4 separate regions of the Homo sapiens genome follow, and regions 1, 3 and 4 are each linked to region 2. The links are chromatin contacts, found by Hi-C or POLR2A ChIA-PET in ENCODE. All regions are on one chromosome and are shown on one strand. The core of a region is the stretch at or near the end of the contact, and the rest is flanking DNA. Distances in the headings are between cores, read along the strand shown. Region 1 holds the start of SAYSD1 (SAYSVFN motif domain containing 1). Region 2 holds the start of GLO1 (glyoxalase I). Region 3 overlaps BTBD9 (BTB domain containing 9). Region 4 overlaps BTBD9 (BTB domain containing 9).

Region 1 (2,874 bases), core at 362-2,861, 410 kb before region 2:
GACCAATTCTCGTGACCTCCATCACTACCACTCTAGCTCAAACTACTACAGTTTCTCATTCTACCATATTTATTCCTAACTAGTTTCCCTTCTTCTATTCTTGCAATCTTCCAGGGTCCCACCTCCATCAGCCAGTGTAATCCTTTAAAAATATGTCATATCATATCATCTCCTGCTCAAAATCCACTAACTGCTTCCCACCACACTTAGTCTTCACCATGGCCTACAGGGCCTTACATGCACGATCTTGCCCCTGGCATCTTTATTTTCTGTCACTCTTTCCTCCCTCCCTCCCTCCCTCTCTCCCCCTCTCTCCCTCCTTCCCTCCTTCCCTCCCTCCCTCCCTGCCTCCCTCTCCCTCCTTCCAATCCAGTCATAACAGCCTCCCTGATGTTCTGTGAACAAGTCAAGCGTGCTATTTGAGGCCTCGGGACCTTTGCACTTGTTCCTCTGACTGAAACACTCCTGTTCAGATATCTACATACCTCACTCATTTAAGTCTATGCCCAAATGACAAACCTTCAGGGAGGTCTTCTCTAATACCTCCACCATTGCCTACTTTGCTTCACTTTTCTTCACAGCACTTATCAGTACCTGATATGACATGAAATATGTAGATACACATTTGTTTATTGTCTGTATTTCCATTTGGAGTGTAAGCTCTAAGAAAACAGGTTTTTGTTTGTTTTTTCCTTTCATCCCAGCATCCCCAGTGCCTGTGACTTTAGACAGAGCAGGCCCTAGGTAAACGTCTGTTAAATGAATGGATGACTCTGTTCTAATTTGTCTAATTTCTCGAGTCACCCTCAGCCAGATCCAACAAATATTTGAGTCTTAATTATGTAAGTGACACTTAGCTAGATGCTTACAGCTTTAAGAACGTATAAAACAGCCCCTAACCTGAACTGTGTCCTTTTGGGAGGGTACTGATTGGGAGAGGGCACAAGGAAACTCCCAGAGTACAGAAATGTTCTTTCTCTCCATCTGGGTGGTAGTTACACAGGTGCATACATAAGAGCAAATCTACTGAGTCATATTCTTAAGATGTGTATTTTATGTTGCACCCCAATAAAAGTTTTTGTTGTTGGTTTTTTTAAGGTTCTGACGTATCTAGACACAAAACGAGATAATTTCCCAACGTGGCAAGACCAATGATGGAGCTGCACAGCCTGCTTTGTGAGCAGTGAGAAAGTCACCCTCCAGGTACTAAGATTGGCATACCCTTTCCTTGATAAGAGAAAAAGGGTAAGATGTAGCCTGTTATTCCTCTGACGCTGGAATGTCGTAGAGATCACGGGCCTCTCCTAACCCCTGGAACCATCTTCTCACTGTGGCGCTGTTCATTGGGGCCCAGCAACAGAGATCCCGAATACAGGACGCTGGATCAGTGGGGCCTCGAGCCCTTAAGTGAGATGCAGCAAGGCAGAGCGGCCTTTGGGAGAGGGCAATGGGGCAGCCCTGTGCTTTAGACTTGGCTTGAGGAGGTGACACTGTGTCCACGTGCCTGTGAAGAGAGAACGGCTGAGTATACACGCGACCCGCCAGACTTCACAAACGGAGGAGACGCGGGTCACACCAGTGCGCATGCTCAGCAGGGGCTTCTGCCACGCAGGCGCACGGCGGCCGGCGCGGGCCGAGCGGAGGCAACTGCTGTGCGGCCTGCGGGCGCGCGCTCCCTTATCGGCCAACGGACGCGAGGCGCGCGCCATGGAACAGCGGTTAGCTGAGTTTCGGGCGGCGCGGAAACGGGCGGGTCTGGCGGCCCAACCCCCTGCTGCCAGTCAGGGCGCACAAACCCCAGGAGAGAAGGCGGAAGCAGCAGCGACTCTAAAGGCAGCCCCAGGCTGGCTAAAGCGGTTCCTGGTATGGAAACCTAGGCCCGCGAGTGCCCGGGCCCAGCCCGGCCTAGTTCAGGTGAGACGATGGAAACTTCGGCCCTAGGACCTGGCCTCGGAGCCACAGTCGAGGGCGCGGCCCTAGCTGCCGGGGGTGTGGCCCTAGCTGCCGGAGGCGGGGCTACTGGCCCCCCATCCTGATCGAGGGCCGGACCGCTCATCTCCGGCCACACGTGTCAGCACTGTTACCAGTTTTGACATTTTCTTTCCAGCCCGCGACCCACGCAGGTCCTGATTCCAGCGAGAGTCGAGGGTCCTGGGAGAAAGCACCTCTGCTCTTAAATTATTCACTCCGAATTGAGTTATCGTGACGCCCTGTGGCATTGGGAAACCTCTCCACAACCAAGTTGAGCCACAGCCCTCTGCTAATGGAGGAGGGTAAAAGGTCTAATTGGATACCGATCACAAGTAGCAGTAATTAAAACTTCATTTGATTCGCACCTGGGGCACATGCAGCTAGTAGCCCAGATAGCCTGTGACTTAGAAATGCGTTTGAATACAGAATTTACCAAAGTGTGGTAGCTGTAACTGCCGGTAGTGGCAGAAGCTTATTCCAGTTCCATAGTGAATGTTCAAGACACAAACAAAAAAAAGTGATTTAGTATGATAACCTTTTCACATTTAATTGTTTTGGTAATCTCTTGTTTTGCAGATGAATTTAATTTGCATCCTTTTGTGTTTTCATTTAGTTTTAACTCAGTAAAATGGTAAGGTGGCTTGCAGTGAGGTTGAAATGTCTATGTGGAAATACAAGACAAAACATATCAAGGGATGAGTGCTTTGTAACAATTTGTGCCCAGTGCTTTGTTCCTCATAAGTGCAATAAGAACTAAAAAATTCCTTTTAAAATGAAAATATACTGGAAGAAAAGTGTACCTTGCTCACCTTAAAATTATTTCCTGTAAGTTCATCTATTATTGCACAACATTTGATTTGAGGGAATTTTTAAAAATTACTGAACCTATTACTCAATTTTGAT
Region 2 (2,742 bases), core at 226-2,725:
CATCCATGGTTCAGTTTGCCTGGCAATCCTCCCTTCTCATAAGAACATCATCGCTCTTCTTTTAGGGAACTAACAGATCCTCCCCAAACTCCAATCAGGTGGTCCTAATCCAGGTTGCCAATCGCAGTGCTTCAATCACAGGAGTAAGCACAGGTCCTAGGCCAGGCCAATCACAGCTCCTTCTTGGATTTTCCAATTTGATAAAATCCAGGCTGGCTGGATAAAATCCAGAGGGAGAGTTTACTCCCACTCCTAGTGAGAGAACAGCTGCCAAATTTCTAGTCTTATGGAGCTGGTGTCTGACAAACTGAAGCTGCGATGCAGAAAAAAGCTGAGATGAGAGACGGGGACATCTTGGTGGTGGCCAGGTGGCTAGTGCCATATACATCCCTGCCCAACCTCATTTTGGTTAGGTGAGCACCAGTCATTCCCATTTATTCTTTTAACAACAGGAAGTATTTAATGAGCATCTACTATTATGAGCCAATCATTGAAGACACAGTGATGACTAAGCCTTCCAGTGAACACAAAATATATATTAATGTAAAAAGTACTGCAAGTTATGGACATTTGGAACCTAAGTAGGCAAACCATGACTTAAATCTCATTTAGGCTGGGCACAGTGGCTACACCTGTAATCCCAGCACTTTGGGAGGCTGAGGCGGGAGGGTCACTTCAGCCCAGGAGTTGAGACCAGCCTGGGCAACATGGTGAAACCCCCATCTCAAAAAAATACAAAAATTAACTGGTCTTGGTTTTGCAGCCTGTAGTCTCAGCTAATCGGGAGGCTGAGGCCAGAGGACAGCTAGAGCCCCGGAAGTCGAGGCAGCAGTGACTGCAGTAAGCTGAGAGCACACCACTGCACTCCAGCCTGGGCGACAGAGCGAGACACTGTTAAAAAAATTAAAAAAAAAAAAAAAAGAAAGAAAGAAAGAAAAGAAAAAAGAAAAAGGAAAAGAAAACTTATTTAATTCTCAACAAATCCTGTTAGGAAGCTCAGAGAGGGTCAGTAATTATTGCAAGTTTCTAGCGCTAATATATAGCGGAACCAAGACTTGAACATAGGTTTTCGACTCAACAATTGTTTTAATTACTCTGCGCTGCGTAAACTGAGAAACCTCTGAATCCTTACAATTTTAAAAGAACAACTTACAGTTTTCAGTTTCCATCAGATTCCAATTTTCTACCAAATTGCAGCCCTGAGGTATGAATGGTTACCAAACTTTAGTTAAACAAACAAAATTAGCTCATTAAGTAACAGAGAAACCACTCTGCCCAGCCTGCATTTTTTTTTTTTTTTTTGTATGAGTTTGCCTCCTTTATGCGCAAGGCTCCTTGGGAGTTGTAGTCTGAGGCATAGTCCTGTGGGTGGAGGCGCTGACTCACTGGGACCCAATCAGCAGAGAGTCAACTTGCTCTCCGCGCAGCGATTGGCTGGAAGTCAGCGGTCTCCCGCCCGCGGCGCCATCGCGCCATTCCTAGTTAAGGCGGCACAGGGCCGAGGCGTAGTGTGGGTGACTCCTCCGTTCCTTGGGTCCCGTCGTCTGTGATACTGCAGCGCAGCCATGGCAGAACCGCAGCCCCCGTCCGGCGGCCTCACGGACGAGGCCGCCCTCAGTTGCTGCTCCGACGCGGACCCCAGTACCAAGGTGGGCACAGGACCGAAGGGAACGGCTCCCCCAGCTCCGCTGGGCCGGGACCGGGCCGCATTCTATCCAACCCCATCCCGCCGCCGCTGCAGGTCCGCCGGCCTCGGGCGGACGGGAGTGTGATGGGAAGAGGGATAATGGTGTTTGATGGGGCGATCGTGGGGCCCGCGAAGTGTGGAGGGGATCTGTTGCCTCAGCTAGTTTCAAAGACTGCGACCCTGTTTTGAATTGGCTTGTTTATGTTGCGACGGTGGCTGGAAGCCAGGCCAACCCAGGGTCAGCTTTCCCAAATCAGTCGCCAAGGCCCACGAGAACAGTAGTTTCAGAACTCCCAGAAATAGGTTCAAAGATGCCTGTCCTGTACCAGTCCTGCCCAGCCTCGTTTTTCCTTACCACCCTGACTGCAGTCTTAACTCCTGCAAACTAATTTGATCGCTCTAAGTTTAACCGCGCCCAGAATTTCACTTTTGCTTGCTTGGCCTTTGCTGTGGGTCACAACAGCCCTTCTTGCCTTCCTCATCTTCGTGGGGCCCAGGAGAGATTACAGAATCATAGAGTTTGGATCTGAAAGGAATCTTAGAAATTCCTTCTCTTACCCTCTCGTTTTACAGTAATGACCCAGTAAGAGAAATGACCTGTTGCATACAAAGGCTTTCACTTACCGAACATGTCTTTACTGGGTAAGAATCAGTGTAACTCACTCAGGTGTGGTGTTTCGGTTGCCTTGTTAAGATCAGACACAGTTGGCGGGCGCGGTGGCTCACGCCTGTAATCCCAGCACTTTGGGAGGCCAAGGCGGGCGGATCACGAGGTCAAGAGGTAGAGACCATCCTAACACGGTGAAACCCCGTCTCTACTAAAAATACAAAAAAATGAGCTGGGCGTGGTGGCGGGTGCCTGTAGTCCCAGCTACTCGGGAGGCTGAGGCAGGAGAATGGCATGAACCCGGGAGGCGGAGCTTGCAGTGAGCTGAGATCGTGCCACTGCACTCCAGCCTGGGCGACAGAGTGAGACTCTGTCTAAAAAAAAAAAAAAAAAAAAATTCAGGCACAGTAACCGCTGTTTATTCCAGTGAAGTCATCAGTGTCTGTAA
Region 3 (2,830 bases), core at 113-2,612, 280 kb after region 2:
TCAGCCTCCCGAGTAGCTGGGATTACAGGTGCCTGCCACCACGCCTAGCTAATTTTTGTATTTTTAGTAGAGACAGGGTCTCACTATGTTGGCCAGGCTGGTCTTGAACTCCTGACCTCAAGTGATCCGTCTGCCTCAGCCTCCCAAAGTGCTGGGATTACAGGCGTGAGCCACCATGCCCAGCCCAGTTGTTGGTTCTTGAATCAGTGATGCCCATGAAGTATCTAATGGGGTATCACTGGATTTTGCTCTTGGCTCTCTCCTGACCAGAAACCTAGAAGAAAATATAATAGGCAAGTGGAAAGAACTAATGCAGTAGATGACAGAGTCAAATGAAAAATCATTCTGGGGCCGGGCGCAGTGGCTCACGCCTGTAATCCCAGCACTTTGGGAAGCCAAGGCAGGCAGATCACGAGTTCAGGAGATCAAGACCATACTGGCTAACACGGTGAAACCCCGTCTCTACTAAACATACAAAAAATTAGCCGGGCGTGGTGGGCGCCTGTAGTCCCAGCTACTCGGGAGGCTGAGGCAGGAGAATGGCGTGAATCCGGGAGGCAGAGTTTGCAGTGAGCCGAGATCGCGCCACTGCACTCCAGCCTGGGCAACAGAGTGAGACTCCATCTCAAAAAAAAAAAAAAAGAAAAAACGAAAAATCATTCCAATGCCTGAATAAGCTGTATTATTTAACAGTTGTTTGGGAACCATTCATTGGTTCATTCATTTACTCATTTTTGAGAGCTTTGTATCAAACACTGTTCTTGGTGTTGGGAATGCATGAGAAAACAAAGAGAAACAAGTCATGGACCCTGTGTCTTCAAGGACCTTATAGAGTGTGCCAAAAAAATGCTTTAATACGGATCACTCGAGCCCAGGAGTTCGAGGCTGCAGTGAGCCGCGATCATGCCACTCACTTCAGCCTGGGCAACAGAGAACGTAGTTTTAGTTGGGAGTGGGTGGGGGTGGGGCATTAATAGAGCAAGTGCTAACATGCTAACATAGAGTTGTGTACAAAGGTTTTTGGGGGCCTAAAGATGGGAGTGGTCAATTCAACCAGGGTGCTATTCTATTGCAATGCTGCTTTTCCTTTCAAGGGCCCAACTCCTGAAGAAGCATGAGTGACCACTTCAAACTTCTCAGTCCCCTTTTAAAAGGTCCTTCATGAAGCACCTTTGATGTTCAAATGTCAGGGATATATCTCGTTAATCTTTGGTGCCTGTTCTGCCCCACTGTTATCCCCCTCACCCAAAAAGCTCCCTTCCTAGAACTTTCAGCCCTCAGAGTAGCTGCTCTTTGTTCCTCATTCCTTTGAAGGGGCCTGCTTACCTCTTTTTATGCAAATATAGAAAAGTACCTTGACTTATGCAAATGTTGAACATTAACACTTCTAGTGCCCAGGAGCAATGTTCCCTCAAACATTACACTGTTCAGGAGTAACTAACTATGAAGGTTAAGCATACAGGAACAGTTTAATCTTGCAATCAAATAAAACTTACTCTAGTTAACACAGTACAGGTAATAACATACCTCATCGTTATTGTGCTGCATTATAATTAGTCAAGTAGAGAATGGTTGACCTAAGAGAATGCAATTCATATTTATTTTATGCAGTGGAAACAGATCTTTGTGGATTTTCTCTTCTTTTTGTTAGTTCTCCATTACCTATAATTATCTTGATTGTTGACAGGGGTGTTTTTTGAGACCACTATAATTTAATCTTTTTGGTTCACTGATAAGCACACACACAAATACTTTGACACACAGGTTAGAAAAACAAAACTCCAGCATTTCTAGCTGCAGGGATTTCCTCTTTTCCTTTCTAGGGAGGCATCTTTTCTGTGCATGGCTAGCCCATGCAGTATATGGTTGCTCCAGCTCCCTGGTGCGTACTTTTCTCAGCTCCAGCTGTGCACTGGAATCATTTGGGGAGCTTTTACAAAAGCCCAGTGCCTAGAGCTCACCTCACAGAGAACCTAATGAAATTGGTCTGGGGTGCATCTGCTATCGGTATTTCTTTTTTCTTTTCCTTTTTCGAAATGGAGGTCTTGCTGTGTTGCCCAGGCTGGTCTCAAACTCCTGGGCTCAAGCAATCCTCCTGCCTGAGCCTCCTGAATAGCTGAGATTATAGGTGGGAGCCACCATACTCAGCATGGCATCAGCTTTTTTTTTTTTTTTAAAGCTCCTCAGATGATTTTAATATTCAGCTATGGCTGAACTGCACTGCCATAAAGGGATAGAGGTACAGTGGTTTCTTGGTTATTTGTCCAGGAGAATGGACATGGGTATCAGGGTGCTGTGGAGGGCAGAGAGGTCCTACAGGCCTAGGATGTAGGATACAGAACGTAGAATCGCTACCTGGGAATCTGGGGAGATGGGGAATTGAAGCTTCACTGAGACATTTCAGGGGACACTGGAGGCTGGATGGTCTCTCTCTTTGTCTAGACATGATACTGTTACCAGGGTTCCTTGCTCACAGAGCTTCCAAGATGGTGGCAAGCTGCTTCCGAGATGGTGGCAAGCCTCGTGTTCTCTGACCTGGGGTTCTTGGCCTCATGGATTCCAAGAAATGGAATCTTGGGCCATGCAGTGAGTGTTATAGCTCTATTAGAAGCTGTGGGTCACGGAAGAGAACCGTGGAACCCAGTGACTAGTGTTCAGCTCAATTAGGACGAACCCAGGCACTTAGCCATGCAGGAACAATGGCAAGCCTTTAGCCCAATCGGGAGTGGCAATAGGCGCCTCGCTGGATCAGGAGCACAGCGGACACCCTGCCGGATCCGGAAGAATGGAAGTCAGCGGTGGGTCTGCGACGGCGGCAAAACAGCAGTGG
Region 4 (2,700 bases), core at 52-2,551, 440 kb after region 2:
GTCCTGTAGCCATCACGGTATCATTGCTATCCTCACTGCCATAACATCTACTCTTATTGCGTACCTTTTCTGTCCAGTGCACTCCACCAGGAGCTTATCTTTGGCCCTTTTAGTTCCAAGTAACAGAAACCAAGTAAAGATAGGTTAAGCCGCAAATGGTAACTTTATTTAAGTGATTAGAAGATTTCTCACGGAATACTAGAGGAGAAACTCGGAGGGCCCTAGTAGGTTTTGAAACCAGACATTGGAATCTGTCGGGACCCCAGGTAGCCCTCCCTGGACTGCACAGCCTGTGGTCTCTGCTTCTCACTGCAGGTATCTTTCTTTGCTTCTGTATGCCTGTGATCAAAGAGACTCACCCCAGAATGCCTGTATTTTCATCATCTCATTTTAAGTGAACAGGGCACGTTAGGCTGGAATCTCACATAATTCTAAATTTTTGAGAAAGGAAATCTGATTAGCCCAGCATGGATTGGGCAGCTTCCAAGTCCAGAGGATAAACTGAGCTCAGGAATCTCCCATGTCCACCTTGAGGTTGTGCTGGAAAGAGTTGTCAAAGACAGGAGTTACTGTGTAATGTACAGACATACCAAAAAAACCTCTGCATATGCTATAACAGAATATTAAATGTTAGAACTGGAAGAGTGCTGAGAAGCCATCAAATCTCGACATTTAATGTCACAAAGGATGAAACCAAAGTATAAGTAAAGTGACTTGCCTAATGTTACTGAGTAGTTATTCAGTAAATATTTTTTGAATTGTTGAATGGAAGACAATTATTTCTGAAGAACTTAAAGGATCTTTACCAAAGAATATACTGTATACATTTTTGAGATCAGGAGTATCTTTCACTTTAACTGAAAGATTAGGAATGGATTTGATCATAAGTTATTGCACTGTCACTAATATCCTGGTTGCTGATCTTCCTTTAGTTGGTTTTCACCCAAATGAGAAAATTTAGCAACAGTGGCATTATGGTCCCAGGCCTTCCAGTGGAATTTCCCACAAATGATGGACAGTTAGAAACAGGCAAAACAGGCCCTTGCTTCTGGTCTAAAAGGCACCAATTCAGTGGAGAAGCTGTTGACCTCAACTGTTATACTTCAGCCATTGTTCACAATCTGGCACAGTATTAATCCCTTAAGAAAAGGATGAAAAAAGTGCCATTCAGCACAACATAGTTTGTCATCGCATGCATAATGTAGACTTTCCAATTAAAATGCTACAATTTGGAAACTTTCTTCACAGACTGATGAGAGAGCAACTATTTTAAAGACTGGAAACCTCAGTCCACTGGGTTTGCATTGAGTCACTTCTGACTCAAGCCACAAAGAAAAGAGTTTTGAAAACATATTCGCTATTGAATTTTGTATCAAAATACCAGCAAGGAGAGCAATTAGTTGCTGTAAACTGAACCCCTGGTAATCAATGGTATGCAGCCAGCCAGAGCATTTATGGAAGATGTAAGCAAAATCACATCTGCTAATCAATTAAAAAAAAAAAAAAGCCCAGCACTTCACTGCTTTTAGGGAAACTGCACAATGAGAATAAGGGAAGATGGAGGAGACAACATATATAATATCACCAGGCATTTCATGCTGTGCTCATTAGTTAGAGAGGTTTGTGGCAACAGCTAAACACCGACCTGATCTGCATCAATAAATCTTGGCCAGCAACTTCCTTTATTCAGCCCCTTTTGAAAATGGCTTCTGATCTATGGGTGGAAGTGTGCTGTGTATGTTTAAGGAGCTCATTTCAGTTAAGGTCATAGAGAGTGTCTGTCCTGGATGAGCTCACCATGCAAACATTCCCAGCTAGTTTACAAGTCAGAAATAGCTCTCTGTTGTTGCAGGCACAAAGACATAAGAATACACTTTGCAGGCAGCCAAAGAAGTGAAGGGAATTGGTAGAGCAAAATTCCTCTCAATGGAAAAGCAGAGGTTGAATCAGTTTTTCCTTTAGTATTCTTCAGCTGCAGTTGCTTTTTTCAGTCAAATCAACAAAGGGGTTTAATTCCTGGCTAAGCCTAAATTCCAAGCAAATGTGCATCCTAGGCATGAGTTAGAAGTCCTCTTTAAAACTTCAACATGTAGGTTGAGTCTGAGCCCTAGGCTCGATGACCTGAGATCCGTCAGTGTCCCTTTTCCACTCAGGAGTCACCATGACCCCACATCTCCAGTCCCTGGGGACTCTTAATAGAGGACTAGAGAGAGGATGTCTCAACCAGTATGAGCACTTGGCTGCTGTTCAGAAAAAAAGAATTTAGGCCAGAATAAATTAGTGAGGTAAAGATCGATAGACTAGGCTAATAAAAATTAATACCTTCAGCATGCAAACTATGATAGGCAGTGGATTAATATCCTTTAAATATAGAGGACATTTTGTAAGTCATTAACAAAAAGATACATATAAGTAGAAAATGGGTAAAATGTTCAAGCTCAATAAGTTAAAAATTGCAGATTAATAAGATATTTCAGCTATCAAATTAGCAGTATTTTTAAACATAATATATAATATTGGTGATGATGCACAGAAACAGGCATTTGTTATGCAGTGCTGGTAGTGTTAATATAAATTGGTATAGATTTTTGCTTGGGGTTGGGGGGAATAGAAGTATACAGCTATTTTATGATATACATCAAAGCCTCAAGATGTTATATGCCCTGTTCCAGGAGTTTCACTTACAGAATCATTCAAAGA

Evidence for each region. Hi-C counts contacts between places; a loop is a spot of excess contacts on that map. ChIA-PET counts read pairs that join two places held with the same protein, here RNA polymerase II (POLR2A). Pooled maps may share reads with other maps.
Region 1: a map of CD8-positive, alpha-beta T cell shows a loop between it and region 2 (18-fold over the local background). The contact joins the promoter of SAYSD1 here to the promoter of GLO1 in region 2. A Hi-C loop is called at or near these places in 11 of 168 maps with a recorded cell type or tissue (B cell, CD4-positive, alpha-beta T cell, CD4-positive, alpha-beta memory T cell and 6 more), 4 of 37 single-sample maps with no recorded cell type and 25 of 50 pooled maps. POLR2A ChIA-PET finds 5 or more read pairs at or near these places in 1 of 52 experiments (activated T-cell).
Region 3: a loop to region 2 is called in a pooled map, with 3 times the contacts of the local background. The contact joins the enhancer-like site here to the promoter of GLO1 in region 2. A Hi-C loop is called at or near these places in 1 of 50 pooled maps. POLR2A ChIA-PET finds 5 or more read pairs at or near these places in 5 of 52 experiments (A673, AG04450, Caco-2 and 2 more).
Region 4: a pooled map shows a loop between it and region 2 (2.2-fold over the local background). The contact joins the enhancer-like site here to the promoter of GLO1 in region 2. A Hi-C loop is called at or near these places in 1 of 50 pooled maps. POLR2A ChIA-PET finds 5 or more read pairs at or near these places in 4 of 52 experiments (Caco-2, HEK293, OCI-LY7 and 1 more).

Annotation. Positions count from the first base shown.
Region 1 is chr6:39,113,923-39,116,796 of GRCh38, reverse strand. It overlaps SAYSD1 (SAYSVFN motif domain containing 1), which reads left to right and starts at 1,611. Exons shown (of 2, transcript NM_018322.3): 1 at 1,611-1,914. The coding sequence starts at 1,708. RefSeq lists an enhancer at 1,728-2,017.
Region 2 is chr6:38,701,878-38,704,619 of GRCh38, reverse strand. GLO1 (glyoxalase I) reads left to right here and starts at 1,475. Exons shown (of 6, transcript NM_006708.3): 1 at 1,475-1,649. The coding sequence starts at 1,566. RefSeq lists enhancers at 1,199-1,358, 1,539-1,638, 1,659-1,708, 1,741-2,333.
Region 3 is chr6:38,426,528-38,429,357 of GRCh38, reverse strand. All of the region lies in intron 6 of BTBD9 (BTB domain containing 9), which reads left to right. Among named protein-coding and RNA genes, the nearest start is that of BTBD9-AS1, 54 kb to the left of the region's middle. Within about 2 kb of position 1,362, at least 2 of the 41 ENCODE cell types and tissues checked have a DNase peak (open chromatin) inside an H3K27ac peak, as active enhancers do.
Region 4 is chr6:38,261,277-38,263,976 of GRCh38, reverse strand. All of the region lies in intron 8 of BTBD9 (BTB domain containing 9), which reads left to right. Among named protein-coding and RNA genes, the nearest start is that of BTBD9-AS1, 220 kb to the left of the region's middle. Within about 2 kb of position 1,301, at least 7 of the 41 ENCODE cell types and tissues checked have a DNase peak (open chromatin) inside an H3K27ac peak, as active enhancers do.